Linked DNA regions of Mus musculus: region 1 is linked to region 2. The links are chromatin loops, found by intact Hi-C in ENCODE. Cell type or tissue: left cerebral cortex. All regions are shown on one strand.

What was found. A loop is a pair of places that touch in the nucleus more often than their neighbours do. Peaks named below come from ENCODE experiments on the same cell type or tissue, not always from the same donor. Only the 100,000 strongest peaks of a DNase experiment are listed, where the experiment ranks them.
Region 1: a loop joins it to region 2, with 2.1 times the contacts of the local background. A loop is called at or near these places in 16 of 42 quality-filtered maps.

What each region holds. Positions count from the first base shown.
Region 1 is chr8:11,599,138-11,607,137 of GRCm38, forward strand. No RefSeq gene overlaps it. Among named protein-coding and RNA genes, the nearest start is that of Mir7238, 33 kb to the right of the region's middle. In left cerebral cortex, a CTCF peak has its summit at 3,055 (motif pointing left); DNase peaks (open chromatin) are centred at 3,057 and 3,884.
Region 2 is chr8:11,494,480-11,502,479 of GRCm38, forward strand. Naxd (NAD(P)HX dehydratase) reads left to right here and starts at 3,027. Exons shown (of 10, transcript NM_001190357.1): 1 at 3,027-3,147. The coding sequence starts at 3,108. In left cerebral cortex, a CTCF peak has its summit at 3,045; a DNase peak (open chromatin) is centred at 3,052; H3K4me3 peaks cover 1,580 bases; H3K27ac peaks cover 1,012 bases.

The sequences.
Region 1 (8,000 bases), 100 kb after region 2:
GAGGAGCTTCAGGGATGTAGGAGGAGCCTGTGCCTGGAGGAACCTGATCTGTCACAGTGGCTATGGCAGTGCCACCCTCCCTGGAATGGAAGAAGAGTAAGGGTCTTTATTTCCTGTGATGGTTTGTATATGCTCCACCCAGGGAGTGACACTAGTACAAGGTGTCGCCCTGTTGAAGTAGCTATGTCACTGTGGGTGTGGGCTTTAAGATCCTAGCTGCCTGGAAGCCAGTATTCTGCTAGCAGACTTCAGATGAAGATGTAGAACTCTTAGCTCCTCCTGCACCATGCCCACCTGGATGCTGCCATGCTCCTGCCTCGATGATAAAATGGACTGAACCGCTGAACCTGTAAGCCAGCCCCAGTTAAATGTTGTCCTTATAAGAGTTGCTTTGGTCATGGTGTCTCTTCACAGAAGTAAAACCCTGACTAAGACATTCCCATAGTATATTCCAACTTTTGGGCTCCACTTGGCTCTCAGGTATAAAATCTTGATGTTCTGTGATTATTAACCCAGTTGAGAACATTGTAACTTGGGAGACACATCTGTCCACCTCTTCTGTCACCTGCCTGACAGTGATTGTTGGCCACTTTCAGCTTAATTTGTTGATTTTCATGAATTATTCACACTTTCTAAACAATCTTTTTTGGGCTAATGAGTCTCTCCCTACTGACTTGCTGGCCTGTCAATCTCTTGATAATGTCATTTGATTGAGTAGCCATTTGTTCATTTATTCGTTTGAGACAGGGTTTCTCTGTGTAGCCCTGGCTGTCCTGGAACTTTCTCTGTAGACCAGGCTGGCCTCAAACCCACAGACTTCTGCCTGCCTCTGCCTCCCCAGTATAGGGAATAAAGGCATACATTACCACCATTGGGCTAGTAGCCATTCTTAATTCTAGTATACTAGAAATATTTTAGTTTTTCCATGATATGTGACTGTCTTCAGACCCACCCAATGGGAAGCTGTAGAAATAGTCTCTACATCACCTGTATGGGTTTATAGTGCATTTCATTTACCTCTTTAACCTAAATGGAATTGATTTTTGAGATCTGTGAAGTAAGGAGCCAAGGTTCTGTTTGGTTGTTTTGAGACAGGGTCTCACTTAGCATCCTTGGATGACCTGGAACCCACTATGTATGTTGGGTTGGCATCAGACTCATAGAGATCCATCAGCCTGTCTCAAGCCTCATGACTGTGCAGATTAAAGACACATGCCAGCACCATGCCCAGCTAGCTACTTTTTCTTGCTATGACAAATGTCTCTTGGAAATACTGTGGGGAGCAAGGGTTGATCCCTTTGCTGTGGTAGGAAAGGCATGGCAGAACTCATGGCCACCGGAGGATATGCCAAGGCTGTTCACACTGTTGGACCAGGGCACTGAGGATGAAGCAAGAGTGGAGCCAATCTACAACCCTGACAGGCCAGCCCAAGTGACCCGCCTTCACCAGTCAGTCCTCACAATACCCTGAAACAGCACCCCTACATGGAGACCAGGCATTCAAACATACCAGCTGTGGTTGAATGATGGTCCACACTCAAACCACAAGATCAACGGCCACTTTCTCCTGTCAGTGTTCCCAGGCCTCCTTGCCACTTACTGGCATGCATCCTTATGTGGCTGATTCAACAGAAGCCAGCTGCTCCAGCATAAAGCAGGGCTGTTCTGGCCTCCAGTTTGCCCCATACTGACGAGTAGCTACACCCTCAAGCCCAGGTATCCTGCTCCCACCTTAACCTTGAGAGTACAGGTTCCCCACCTATGTTCTTCCTTAGATCTCGCCTGCAAGTGACCCTTTTATCTTCCCCATATAATGTGACGGTCACCAGTTAGCTTTAGTAAGTAAAATCTCACTTTGGGTCTAAGAAAGTTTTTTGTTTCCTTTCTTAAAAACTCTTTATTTGTACATATGTGTGAACCTGGGTGAGTTTTTTGTGTACCGTGTGCATGTAGCAGCCCATGGAGGCCAGAAAAGAGAATCCCCTGGATTGGTGATCATGGGTGTTTGTGAGTCACCGTGTGGGTGTTGGGAAGAGAACTGCTGAGCCCTCTCTCCAGCCACCTAGTGCTGTCTTTAATAACCTTTTCTTACTCCAAAAGATTAAGGCCCAAATAGAAAAGGAGAAAATACAAGAAGCAGGGAACCTGCAGATGGAGTGTGGCCACGTGTGAATGTCTTCCTATCTGCTCTCACGCATGCACGCGCACACACACACACACACGCACACGCACACACACACACACACACACACACACACACACACCTTTGCTGTGGTGCAGATTCAGTGTGGTGAGGTAGGGGCCACCTTCACACTGCGCACCCTCTAGAGTCAGGATGCCTAGCTGTGCCTCTGACAGGCCTAAGTCCAGCCCTGCAGCATAGACATCTGCAGGGTGGCTGCCCCTGCAGGGACAGTGGTAGGGACTCGCCCTGCCCTGGGGCCACGTGAGCTTGAATGTGGGTATGTCAGTTCACTGCAGAGATTTGGGAGACAGATTCTGTTCCCAAAGAAACAAAAAAGTCAGAGCTAATTGCTTCTGTCTTATTTTCCTAGTTAAGCATGCAAAAGAGAAATCCGATAAAAGGCTATGTCTAAATAAGTTGAAAATAGCTCTTTCGACAAGTGTAAACTGAGCATGCTAGGTGTTGGGAACACAGTGTTTTCTTGTTTAATTGGAAACCATCCTTTTCTCCCCTAGCTGAATGTCAAAGGGATTCTCTGTGGATTGTCTGCAGATGTTTCAGCCTGTCGGTCCAATGCAACCTTGTAAGACAGTGGCAGACCAAGTGGTGGTCATCTGAGAGTCACCTGCTTCAGAGAAGGTGAACGAATGGAGGACCTCAAAACCCCTCACGTCCCACCCACTGGGGACGGCTGTGATGCTTTAGCTTGGCATAAGGTAGATAATGAATCCCTCTAACTTCCGGATTGAAGGCCCATACAAGAGGCTCAAACACCACTAGTATTAGTCTGCTGAAAATACATCCTAGAAATGATTCCACCAGTGGCCTTTTGGACTGTGATGGTGGTGATGCTGCCCCCTACTGGTAGAGGAAAACACAGTCGGAGCCCTGATCTAAGACTTCCAGGTTCGAGAGGGTTAGGACCCACAGCGGGCTGGGTGCAGAGGCTGCCTGCTAATACCTGAGCCCCGAGGGGAAGACTGCACAGCCCGGTGACCCTAAAGTGACAGTGTTGGTACTTTTAGCTAGTTCCAGACAGGACTTGCTGTTTCCCTCCTACTCACCACTTCAACTCTTAATCTTTCACATTTAATTTATTTGTGTTTGTGTATGTGGGCACACCTCAGTGCCCATGCGGATCGGAGGACAGCTTGTGGGAGGTAGTTTTCTCCTACCACGTGGGGCCTGGGGGTGAAGCTCAGTTTGCCAGCAAGCACCGTTACCTCCCCAGCCATTCTGCTAGCCCACATAGTAAATCTGCACGCTTACTGGATACTCGAGGTTGTAATGATCTGAGCTGTATTAATTTGTTCTGCTGTATGCTCAGCCCCTCCTCACCGGGTTGCTTTGATTCCTGTGTACCATGGACACTTGTTAAAAGTCATTCCATTTCATATGCATAGTACTTAGGAATACATTCGCTGTGCCAATGTGAATTATGTTTCTTTCTGATTTGTTTTTTATTCTGGGCTACTTTTTTTTAAATCTGTAATTTCCCATATTAGATATTTTATTATCAGCTCACATTAATTACACATGCCATGGGCTTTGTGTGACATTTTTATACTTGTATATAAGGCTCTGGTTATATTTTCTCATTACCTACGCTGTCCCCTCATGCTGATTCCCTTCCATTTACCCTCCAAGTCTGCCTCTGTCTGACCATCTGTTCCCCCTTTGGAGTTGAAATGCTCAAAAATCAGCAGCAACATTTTTTGTTAGTCTGAGCCACGGAGCGCTTGAAAGTGTAGCTGTCTTCGTTAGGGTTTCACTGCTGTGAACAGACACCATGAACAAGACAATCGTTTTTCTCTTTATAGCCCTGGCTGTCCTGGAACTCACTCTGTAGACCAGGCTGGCCTCCAACTCAGAAATCCGCCTGCCTCTGCCTCCCAGGTGCTGGGATTAAAGGCTTGTGCCACCACGCCCAGCCATAAGACAACTCTTTTTTTTTTTTTTTAAAGATTTATTTATTTATTATATGTAAGTACACTGTAGCTGTCTTCAGACACTCCAGAAGAGGGCGTCAAAACTTGTTACAGATGGTTGTGAGCCACCACGTGGTTGCTGGGATTTGAACTCCGAACCTTCGGAAGAGCAGTCGGGTGCTCTTACCCACTGAGCCATCTCACCAGCCCAAGACAACTCTTATAAGGACAAGATTTAATTGGGGCTGGCTTATAGGTTCAGAGGTTCAGCCCATTATCATCAAGGTGGGAACATGGCAGCATGCAGGCAGGCATGGTGCAGGAGGAGCTGAGAGTTCTATATCTTCATCTGAAGGCTGCTAGCAGAATACTGACTTCCAGGCAGCTAGGGTAAGGGTGTTAAGCCCACACCCACAGTGACATACCTACTCCAATAGGGCCACATCTATTCCAACAGAGCCACACCTTCTAATAGTGCCACTCCCTGGACCAAGTATATACAAACCATCACAGTAGCATAATTCCATTTACAGGGCTTTCCAATTTTCTAGTTTAGAAAATTACTACACATCTAAAATTTGCCTCAGCCATCCCAAAATACTCCACAAACATGATGCTCCCATCTTTACAGCACCTGGGGACCATCTTCAGTGCATCACAGGCTGCTCAAAAGCCAGCCCTGGCTCATGTGCCTTTGGGTACATTAGATATTGCTGAGTGTTTGGGTAGGATCATGGCTGCCTCCACTACTGTCACAGAAAATGGTTATACGGGTGGCTCAAGGGGGTAAAGGTGCCTGCCACTGAGCCTGAAAACCCAAATTCCACCTCCAAGAAGGTAGGAGAACCAGCTTAAGTTGTCCTCTTCCCTTCCCACAGGACCTGTGGCCTACGTATGCACGTGCACATTCACACACATATAAATAATGCAGAGAAGCAATGAGAGGAGGAGGGGGAGGAGGGAAGAGGTGAGGGAGGAGCACGGGGAGAGGGGAGGGCAGGAAGGGGGAGGAGTAGCAGACAGAGACTTGTACAGGAAACCAGGAACTTGAGTCGTTCAAATATTTTCTTCCCAGGTAGTTTTTGTGATGAGCCATCATGTTACACACGACCATGTAACTGAGTCCTTCAGGTGTGCTTCCCGGCAGCACGGTGACACCACACTGTTCTCCCACACTGCTGGACTTGCCTCCTGTGTCCAGCAGGCTCCTTGACTCAGAACCACCTACTGTGCTGTGGCACTTCCTCAGTGTGACAGTTTGTCATATAGCCTTGGGGGTTGGGGTGGGGAACAGCTCAGGGGTCCCAAGAGGCCAGGCTTTCTCTCTTCAGACCTCCTGGGTTTAGAGGAGTCCAGGAACCCTCCTGAGAGGACTAAGAAACCAATGAGCACACCTGACCTCACCTGTCACCCAGTACACTTGGACAGGCAGTGGCCTAACTTCAGCATGGGGCAGAATGGGCCAGGCAGAAGCATGGTGTCTGCTCATGTCAGCTCTGTCTTTTCTCCTTGCAAGGAAGCCTTTCTTCCTCTCAGAGGGGATCTTACTGAAGCTACGGGAGAGGCTGAAGAGCTGGGTCTGTGTCCACCTCTTTCTTCATGAGAGAATGAGGGTCATCTCTGTACAAAGGGTTATGGGGTTGGGTGAAACACCCTCCCTCCCCCCCCAATGGCTCTGTGTCTCTCCTACCACGTCCACCTTGGTTGTGGTAACTGTAGGGGGTGCAGGGGATGGAAAGCAGGGTCTTATGATTTAAGCAAGCTTTGAGCACAACGCATCACAGCACGACCCTCAGCCTGCTTTTGGATGTTCCACTTCAATCTTCAGTTTGCTGCTCGTGAGCTTGAGCATTTCATCTAAAGGAGGTGGGGGTGTCCCCCCTGGATTAGCTCCTCCAGCAGGCTGTGTCTGGTTAATGAGTGAGTGCTCACTCAGCTGTCTTGGCACAAGGGTATTGTTTCCTGTGTTGGTTCTAGAAGACTGTGCCTCATGATGCAGGCTCCCCTGCACAAAGGCATCACAGAGAAGGATAGCACCTGACTGCAGTCCTGTCCACCCAGATATTCACCAGCCTCGGCCTGCTTCTGCCAGCCTCCGGTTTATCCTCACCTGCAGACAAGCTCCCACTATGTGCTCAGATGGAGAGGTGACATCCACCTCCTGGAAGCAGCAGTCTGGTTCCGGGCAGTTGCTTTCCCTAGTGGCTTTTCTCACTCGCAGTTGCTTCCAGCTACTCTGCCAGACTCTGCCAAGGAGGTGTCCCCTGTTTGGGGCCAGCTGTTGGCAGATGGGTTAGCTATCTGCAAAAATGACAGCTTTGGCTGTAAGACTGGCTACTTATAGAAGCTGTTTGCATAAAGCTTCTATAAAGCGAAAACCTTTACTGGTTTTGCAGCCCAGGCTGGCTTTGAACTTGCAGTACAATAAACTCTAGATTTAAGCTTGTACCAGAATGTCCCGGTCTCCACAGTCTCCGCCCCGCGGGCACAAGAACAACAGGGACACCAAGGCGGGTTCACACAGCAACTTCTTTTACTTCGGGCTTTTTCCTTTACAGCTCTCTTCCCCAGCAGCTTCTTCTAATACCTCTTGCAGCAAGGGCAGCAACAACTTCTACAACAACAACTAGCTTCTACTTAGGGCAGGGGCTAAACAGCAACTCTCCTATACTCACACCGACTTACCTCATCTAGCTCCACCCCACCTCATCCAATCAGAATTCACACACGCTCCAGGCAGGAGCTCAGGTGGGTCACCGATAGGCTGACAGGTCCGGATCATGAGGAACAGTCCAGCCTGGCAGGCAGCCCACGCATGCAGCCTCACTGCGCATGCTCGGGCAAGGCAGTAAACATCTTGGCCCATGTGGCCGTACTGCTTCCCATATCTCTCCCTTTTTGTTTTATTAGTAGCTCTGGGATCAACATCTGTCTTAGGTTGCCCCCATCTGTGCCACATCCTTACCCGTCATGGGAGTGAGGAACTCACTTTCGCCATCCTGTCTTAGGTTGGTATGTGCACGTGAGGGTCTTACCTGTCATTAATTACTGATCCAGCATGTTGAGCCAACATTGGGGGGATGTTCCTGCTTCCAAGGCTGCCATAGCCTGCACTAAGGCTCGTTTATCAGCCCTGTGCCGCCTTCGCATACGTGCCATCCACCAAAGCATTCCTCCACACACAACAGTCAGCAGGAGCGCCCAAAAGGCCATCCCTCCCCAATTTTTTAAGAATCCCACAGTTCCCTGGATGATCTCCAGCCATTGCTTTGCAGTTGCAATCTCCACACGGGTGTTGTTCACGGCAACAATCGATGCTCGCAATTCCTTCATCTTTGTGTCGAGATCATGACTCCAATTTCCTAGCCGCATCGCACCAATTGCACTCGACAGATTTGCAGCTCTGGAAAAATTCTGATACTGACCAGAGGTTACACACATTCCTGCCATATGAGTAATGCAGGAAGCAAATACTAACTGCTCCAAAATATTCATCTGTTCCTGCAACCAATCCACTCTTTGGTTAACCATAAGGATAACAGCTTTCAAATTTGTATTCCAGTGGAGCCGAAGCCCCGATTTCCTCTTTTCAGTCCCCTTGAAGGGAAGATAGCATGGTAACTAGGCAAAAGCAAAATTTGAGCAATTCTATCTCCAGGGGAAATGGCAGACACCACTCTGGGGGAGGAAACCATGATCTTAATTTTGCGAACACCTTGTTACTTTCAAGACACAGAAGTACATAAAGAAAAACCTTTTATTCAAACTTGGCTATATTCTGTTCTATCACCCCATACCACACTGCCTTCTGTTCTCTGCCTGTTCACTAAATGTCTTTTCCATATCTTTTCAATGCTTACTGAAATACAGATTTTATAGACATAAAT
Region 2 (8,000 bases):
CAAAAAAAAAAAAAAAAAAAAGCAACAGCTTCAATGTAGTTGAAGTGGAGCCAAGAGCCAAGCTGGAATGGAAGGTCCCAGAATCCCAGCATCCTGAAGTGTAAATCTTTTCAGGGATGTCTTTCTCTTCTTTCATCCTGCAGTGTATAAAACTTAAAAGCAACATGTAGTTCTGTAAAGACATTCACACAGTATGTGCAGGGTGCACAGATTGATTGGTCAATGAAGATCAATAAAGAAAGACGACTACCTTTCTTCAGGTTAGTTTGATCACATAATCAATCTGTAATGTAACTTTGGATACTTGTCCTCATAAAGGACAGTATATCATAACAAATTATGAGAAATTTGTATCCTATAAGTGTTATCGTGTGCATACAGACATTTTAGCCTCAGCCGGTTCCAGAGCTGTCTCCATATACAGAGACGTAAACTTCACCACATATACTTCACCTATTTTGTTGATTGTGTTAGTTTCCCTTTTCTTCTCTGTCGCCAAGGTCTTCAGGAGGTTTCCCTTTGTCATGTCTGATTTTTATCAACTTGGAAGGAACCCACAGATTTTCTTTTCCTGTGGAGACATAGGCATAACCTCTCCTCAAGCATAACACGTTTCCCATTTTCCACTGCTGTAATAGATCTCTTTGCCATAAGCTAATGGCTGTATCAGCCACACATGGCCTCAATTTTCCTACCTGACCTTCTGGTCCTATACACTTAAGCCATCTGGTACTTTGCTTTTTTGGGTTAAGGTCCCAAGTCTTTGAAATTGGATGTCTATTTCTTTTTTTTTTTTTTTTTTTTTTTTTTTTTGGTTTTTCGAGACAGGGTTTCTCTATAGCCCTGGCTGTCCTGGAACTCACTTTGTAGACCAGGCTGGCTTCGAACTCAGAAATCCACCTGCCTCTGCCTCCTGAGTGCTGGGATTAAAGGCATGCGCCACCACACCCGGCTCAGATGTCTATTTCTTGAAGTGGACAACTTACAGGCCAAGATTTTGGAGAGATACTGGTGACATCTGCTCCAGTGTCAACCATTCCTTCAATCTCAATATTGTTTACTAGCATTATTAGTTTTGGCCTTTGATACTCTATAGTTTGCCAAAATATTCATTTTTGGCTCCCTTTGAGGCTTTTTGAATTGTCTATAGAACTTGTCTCAGCCTTGTCTAGTCTCAGAACTTTCTGTTCTCCTGTGAGGGGCTGCAAACATACAATGAGTCAGCACTCAGGTGATTTCCTATAAACCTTCTACCCACCTTAATTTATAAATGAAGGCTAGAGCCAGTGATTGGGCGGAGAAAGAGGGGAAGGTGGAGCTGAAGGTTTTGGGAGAGAAAGAGGGGGCGGAGACGATGGAGGAGGAGGAAGAAGAAGAAGAAGGAAAGTGGAGCAGAAGCGCCTGGTCTGGAGAAACTGCAAATTCTAAGGGGTCTCTTCTATGGGGAAGATGGTAGTGTAGTGGTAGATCTGCCCAGTCTAGGCACATAGCATGTATTCATACTAATTGAGTTGTGTTTTCATTGCCCAGGCTTTTGTGGATTGGAGATTTATCGCAACAAGGACACATATGGAGGAGAGCAAACAGAGCAAGACTCAGCTGGCAAGTAACATGGGACCTAAGGCTGAGATGTAGGTTAGACAAGCTCAGAATCTGCCCCACAGAGCACTGAGAGCCTATTGATAAAAAACCAGTTTTCTGTGTCTTTTATTCAGGAGCATCTCTAAGGGCTAGAACAGGCAGAAACACCCTATAAAATTACTGTAACAGTAACACATTTTATCAATAGTGTCACAACAACCCTATAAAATTACTGCAATAGTAACACGGTGTAACAATAGTGTCACAACGTCAAAGGGTCGAATATTCTTTAACGTTAGGTCTAAAGGAAATTCCAGTTCTCCAAACTCCAAAAGGGCAGTTCAAACATCCAGATAAGTTCAACCTGGACTGCAGAATTCCTGGGTGTTAGATAAAAGCTAGCATTCCTCAGGAATTTGTAAAGCTGCTTCCCCTAGGCTTCTGGGCAGAAAGGACAGATACATAAATAGCTACCTGTGGTGTTTCTGAGCATTTCAAAGCTCATGCTGCCCTCCAGGCTCCCTCAGTATCACAAGTTATCTGCTACACGTTTCAAAGTCCATGCTAACCTTCTCACCTCACCGCCTCCCATGCCCACCCCACCCGTTTATTCTCCTTACTGTTCTTGCTGTGTGTTCTCTCTGCTTCTCTCTATATATCCTTCATCTCCTGCTGTTCTCCCCTCTCTGATAGCCCTGGCCATGTCCAGTCTAGTTCTTTCTCTCTCTGCTCTGAACTCTCACAGATGCCTCTGTCTGGTCTCTGTCTCTGTCTCTGTCTCAATCTACAATAAAAACCCTTTGGTTAGCCATACCACAGAGAGGTCAAGACGCCAGTTTATACACTTAGGCCATCGGTTTGTGTCACTTTGTAGAAAACAACCCAGGCGGCTACTGTCCTCAGCCAGGCTTCATACAGGGTACAAGTGGAAGTATCAAAGACAGGTCAAAAGCAGTATCAAAGGCACAAGAGGCATGGGTATGAAAGAACTAAGTCAGGATGCTTTCCGGTTTGGGGGCGTAAGCTGTTGTAACCATGAGGTTGCCTATCTTACTATTGAGACAACAAAGACCTCGAGGAACCGAGGCCAGAAAATGGTTTGAGAGATGCTAAGCCTTAGACCTAGCTGTGGGACGCACCAGGGCCAAAGACATCATCTAGTTGGGCAGCACAGCTATGGACAGGCTGCCAAGGAAGCTGACCTCCAAGGGAATCGTGAACCATCAAGTTCACGAACAAAACGCTATAGAATAAAAAAGAAATAGGTCCCTAAACCGCCAAGGTTCTTCAGTGAGCCGGCTACCACAACGCTTAACCTGGGGCCAGGCCGGATTGGGTGCCTCGCTGGTCAAGCGGAGTAAGCGGAGGGTAATTGATGGACGCTGACCCTGGGGGTGGGATGAACCCGGAGTACGCTTCCGGCGGTGCAGGAAGCTGGGGCCGCCGGGCGGAGCCCAGAAGACCAATGGCGGTGGCCCGGCGTCCGCGCGGGGACACCTGGGAACCCGGAAGTGCGCTGGACCGCCATGGGAGTCCGCTGTGTGGCAATCCGCGCCTGCGGGGGAGGTAAGATCGATCCGGGCGTCCCGCGGATGGCCGTTCACGCCTGTGGGGCTGCGGCGGCCGTGGTGGCGCTGCTTTCCGCCGCGATCGCGCTCCAGTGGTCGCCGCTGTACGCAGGTACCGGCCGGGGTCGCTTCTGCCTGGCGCTTGCGCGTTCAGCGCCGGGAAGCCGGTGGGACCGGCCTGCGTGAGGACTAGGCTCCCCCCGCTCCCCCGAGTTATTGGGGGCCTATGCAGGAGATGCGGGCCGTTTCCTGAGCTGGATCGCGTCCACACACTGGCTCGACTTGCCACACCTATAGAAAGGCTTTTGAATAACCCTTTATTTAGAGACTGTTTTTCTCTTGGTAATTGCCTTTCTTTGTGCGCACTGAGGTTTCATTACTAGATTGACTTGCTAAATGTCTGGCAAAGACCTGGTAGAGTTCTGGGCTTTAGACCTTTCAACTGGCTGTGCTGGGCTGGAGAGATGGCTCAGCGGTTAAGAGCACTGAGGTCCTGAGTTCAATTTTCAGCAACCACAGGGTGGCCCACAACCATCAGTAATGGGGTCCGATGCACTCTTCTGGTGTGTGTCTGAGGACAGACAGCTACAGTGTACTTGTATAAATAAAAATAAATAAATCTAAAAAGAAAAGAAAACGGTGCTTAGAGTGAATCTCACTTAATATAAGGACTGCTGTCGCATGCTCCGGCTTAGACTTCACATTAACTTAAAGCCCTTGGGGCACAGAAGCCATGGTTGTCTTCCTCAGCCATGGTTTCTTTACGCCAACAAAATGCAGACAGGCTCGACCTGCTTTTCCAGACTCTGGATAGTCTTGGCGACAAAGTCAATAGTATTTACATTTTAAGTTCTCTCTTAATACTTCAGGGGATAAATCCACCAGGAGTGGCAGTAAGCCAACTAAAACGTGATCCAGTGTAAAGTGTCGGAAAATCTAGTCGATTCTCCTCCAGCCTTTTACTAACCGAGCTCTCTGTCTTGGTACAAAGTGCCTGACTCGTCAGGGTATCCCAACGGCATCCTATTGTGGAACAGATTCATCGTCAAGGACAGAGAGCAACATACTGTTGAGTGACAGCAAAGCAGGAAAATGCTTGTTAGTCTCAGGTGTTATCTTAGCATTCTCTCCCTGTGGGGTGCAGACTTTTGGTTTGCTGTCTGTTGCTATGTTAATCACCCTGACCAAAAGCAACCTGTGGGGAAAAGGTTTATTTCAACTTGTATTTCCAGGTCGCAGCCATCTTTAAGGGAAGTCAGGCAGGAACTGAAGCAGAGACCATGGTGTAGCTCTGTTTCTTCTGTCACCCAATGCCACCTGCTCAGGAGTGGCACTGCTTCCTGTCAGGTCCCACATCAATCAAAATCCAAGACAGCCCCCCACGGACATACCACAGGCTAACTGATCTGTGTTGTCCTCAGCTGAGACTCCCTCTTCCCAGGTGGCTCTTGGTTGTGTCAAGTTAACATAAATACTAACCATAACTAGGGGTGTGTTAACTTAGTGATATTAATTGGGAAGTTTGCCTGTTACAAGAATGTTAGGCCACGGACAAGTTAAAATAAGTAAATATTAAATATTAAACTCCCTAAAATACCCCTTGTCTTAGAACATTCCATCCTTCCACAACTGAAGTGTTCTTGAAGTGTAGGAGTGGTCTGTGGTAGATGCACCTGTTTCAAAGAACTGGGGTGGAGTCAGGTGAGGGCGGCAGTGCTGGTTGGTGGTTTGGACTTTATTTGGCATAACTTCATGACAGGTTTTTTGTTTTTTCTTTTAATTCCTCCCAAATGATTTTAGAGACCATGTGAGAGATTTTTGCTCTTTTGGTTAGTCAGGTGAATCATTGGTTAAAGAACAAGTTATTTGGCCCTCAGCTAGCAGCATTTTGGTAACATGGTGTAGTGGAACACATTGAATTCACATCTTGGTTAGCACTGAGTCAGAAAGTACAGCCAGGAGATAAAGATTGGAGACAGGTCCGAAGGACGCAGCTGCAGTTATTCCCAGAGCAGTCCCCTCCCTGCATACAAGTGGGGAGATTCCACTTGGGGGAGGGGGTTTTCCTGTTCCTAGATCTAATGTGTTTTAGGGGCTGGCACATCCTAGTTTAAGCTGTACTTTTCTAAGCATGCTCAGTTTTAGGGTATCCAAGAAGGAAGGATGCGACACGTTTCTGGGCTCCTTAGTGAAAAGTGAGGGGGTCCAAGCTCAGAGGCTGAAGATGATAGAAGCAAACCCTTCTTGCTGTGCTCATTTTGGGGTCAGAATGGAAACATGGCGAACATAAATATTTCTAGGCATGCTTAATGAATCATTATTTTGGTTGTCCAAGTCATAATGACTTTGTGACCCCGGCTGTCTCTGCAAGTTTCTCCTGATTTTAGCTGAAACAGAAGGAACAACTCTAAAGGTCCAAAGATGGAGGAGTTTGCCCCAAAGGTGCCAGCTTTGCCTAGCAGCTCTGGAACCTGTTTCCTCATCTGTACGTGGGTGGAGTTAGCTGTTAATGAGCAGTATGATCTTAAGCATTCAGCCAGACACATCTGTTTTTCACCCACAAAGACTGAGACAGCATGCTTTTGCCCAGAGTGATAGGAGGAGCTTGCAGGAGAGGAGTTTATAACAGGTGTGGACAGGTCTCAGATGGGTGAGCAGATGCTGAGGGCCGGGGGCCGGGGGAGGTGGAGGGCAGGAGTTTGCTCAGATGCCACTGTTCCTGGGACAGCCACAGACTGTCTTCCACTGCAGATCCAGGGAGATCCAGGAGAGGGCTTGTGCTGTCAGGGCCTCTGGTGAAGACAGGCCAGGCTGGGAATGTAGGTGGCTTGTAAGGTGCTGGGGGGTGGGGGGGATGAGCAGCTCAGTCTGGGTGGGAGGGAGCAGCTAGGACAGAAGGTAGCTAGCCATGACAGGCTCCTGGGACTGAGGCCGGAAGCTTCCTTGACAGGCCTGGTGGGGCCTTTCTCTGCCAGAGGTTCCCTCATGTTTTCGCATTGTGTGGGCTTTGGAGTTGATAAAAAGTGGTTGAGGTGGTGGTTACAATGCCGTCCTTACACTTGGGGCTGTGCATGTGCTTGGCGAGGTCAGGGAGATACTCCAGTCCGTAATGCACGCGCCACATAAGCATGAAGACTTGGATCCTATCTCCAACCCCTATGGAAAGTCAGGCATTGGTGTGATTGCTGTGAGCTCGCAATCCCAGTGCTGGGAGGGGCCACGGGATCCATGGGACTCAGTGCCAGCCAGTCAAGCATAAACAACAAGACCTAGGTCCTGAGAAGAGACCCTGGCTCAAAAAGTAAGGTGGACCTGAGTGATGGCTCAGTCTGTAAAATAACTGCTGATAGGTGTGTGCTGCTGGAAACACAGACGGGAGGGTCCTGGTACTTGTTGTGCATTCAATTTAGCCAAAACAAACAGCCCTGGGCTCAGTGAAGGACCCTGGCTCAAAAAGTGAGGTGGGAGCCGGGCATGGTGGCACACGCTTTTAATCCCAGCACTTGGGAGGCAGAGGCAGGCAGATTTCTGAGTTCGAGGCCAGTCTGGTCTATAGAGTGAGTTCCAGGACAGCCAGGGCTATACAGAGAAACCCTGTCTCGAAGTGAGGTGGGGAGTGACTGAGGAAAATACCCAACATTAACCTGACGCCTCTATACACACACAGGTTCACATGTGCACACTCATTACATCCTTCCATACACACACATGTTCACGTGTGCACACTCATTACATCCCTTCATACACACACAGGTTCACATGTGCACACTCATTACATCCCTCCATACACACACAGGTTCAAATGTGCACATTCATTACATCCTTCCATACACACACATGTTCACATGTGCACACTCATTACATCCCTCCATACACACACAGATTCACATGTGCACACTCCCCTCCTCTACATACACACAAAAGGAAAAATCAAGGTAGGCGACTCCTGAAGAACAGTTCCACAGTTGACCTTTGACCTTCATGTGCACATACCACCCACACCCCAGTGGAATACAGTGGAACACTTTATGGAGTAAAGTCAGGCTGCAAGAGTCTAAAATGACTCTCCTCTAAGGAGCCGAAGGCACTTTGTCCTGAGTGGATGCTTCATTTGGGAAAATAGTGTTTACGTTTTCAGGGGTCCTTAAGTTCTACAGACTGTGTAGATAGTACATACAGACATGTGCTTTATGATTCTAGAGAATATATGCTTTGGGTTCTTTCCCTGCAGCTGAGCTGTTGTAAATACTCAGACAAAGCACACATCCGCAGGAAGCATTTCAAGAAAGGCCAATTAAAATGGAGGTAATTAAACAGAACTCAGCGCAGTGAGTGAGATTGCTCCACAGTGCCCCCTTGAACCTGATTTAGGATGTGCTATGTTAGATGGTTTCCAGTTATTATTTAATTAGTATCTGAGTATGGAAAAGCAGTTGGGGATAGCAGGATGGCTGTCAGGCTTCTGACTGAATGGAAGGTTGCGAACGGGAGCTTGTATTTCCAGGGAAGATTGCATTGAAATGAAAGAGAATGTGTTCAATGATCTATATTTTTAGGTTGATAAACTTTGTGGAAGATGAAGTCGGTTCCCCCCACCCCACCCCCACACATCACAGAAAGCTTGGTAGGGTTGTGTACGCACACACACACATACACACTGTCTGGCACATCACAGAAAGCTTGGTGGGGTTGTGTACGCACGCACGCACGCACGCGCACACACACACACACACACACACACACACACACTCTGCCTGGCACATCACAGAAAGCTTGGTGGGGTTGTGTACGCACACACACACACACACACACACTGCCTGGCACATCACAGAAAGCTTGGTGGACAGTGAG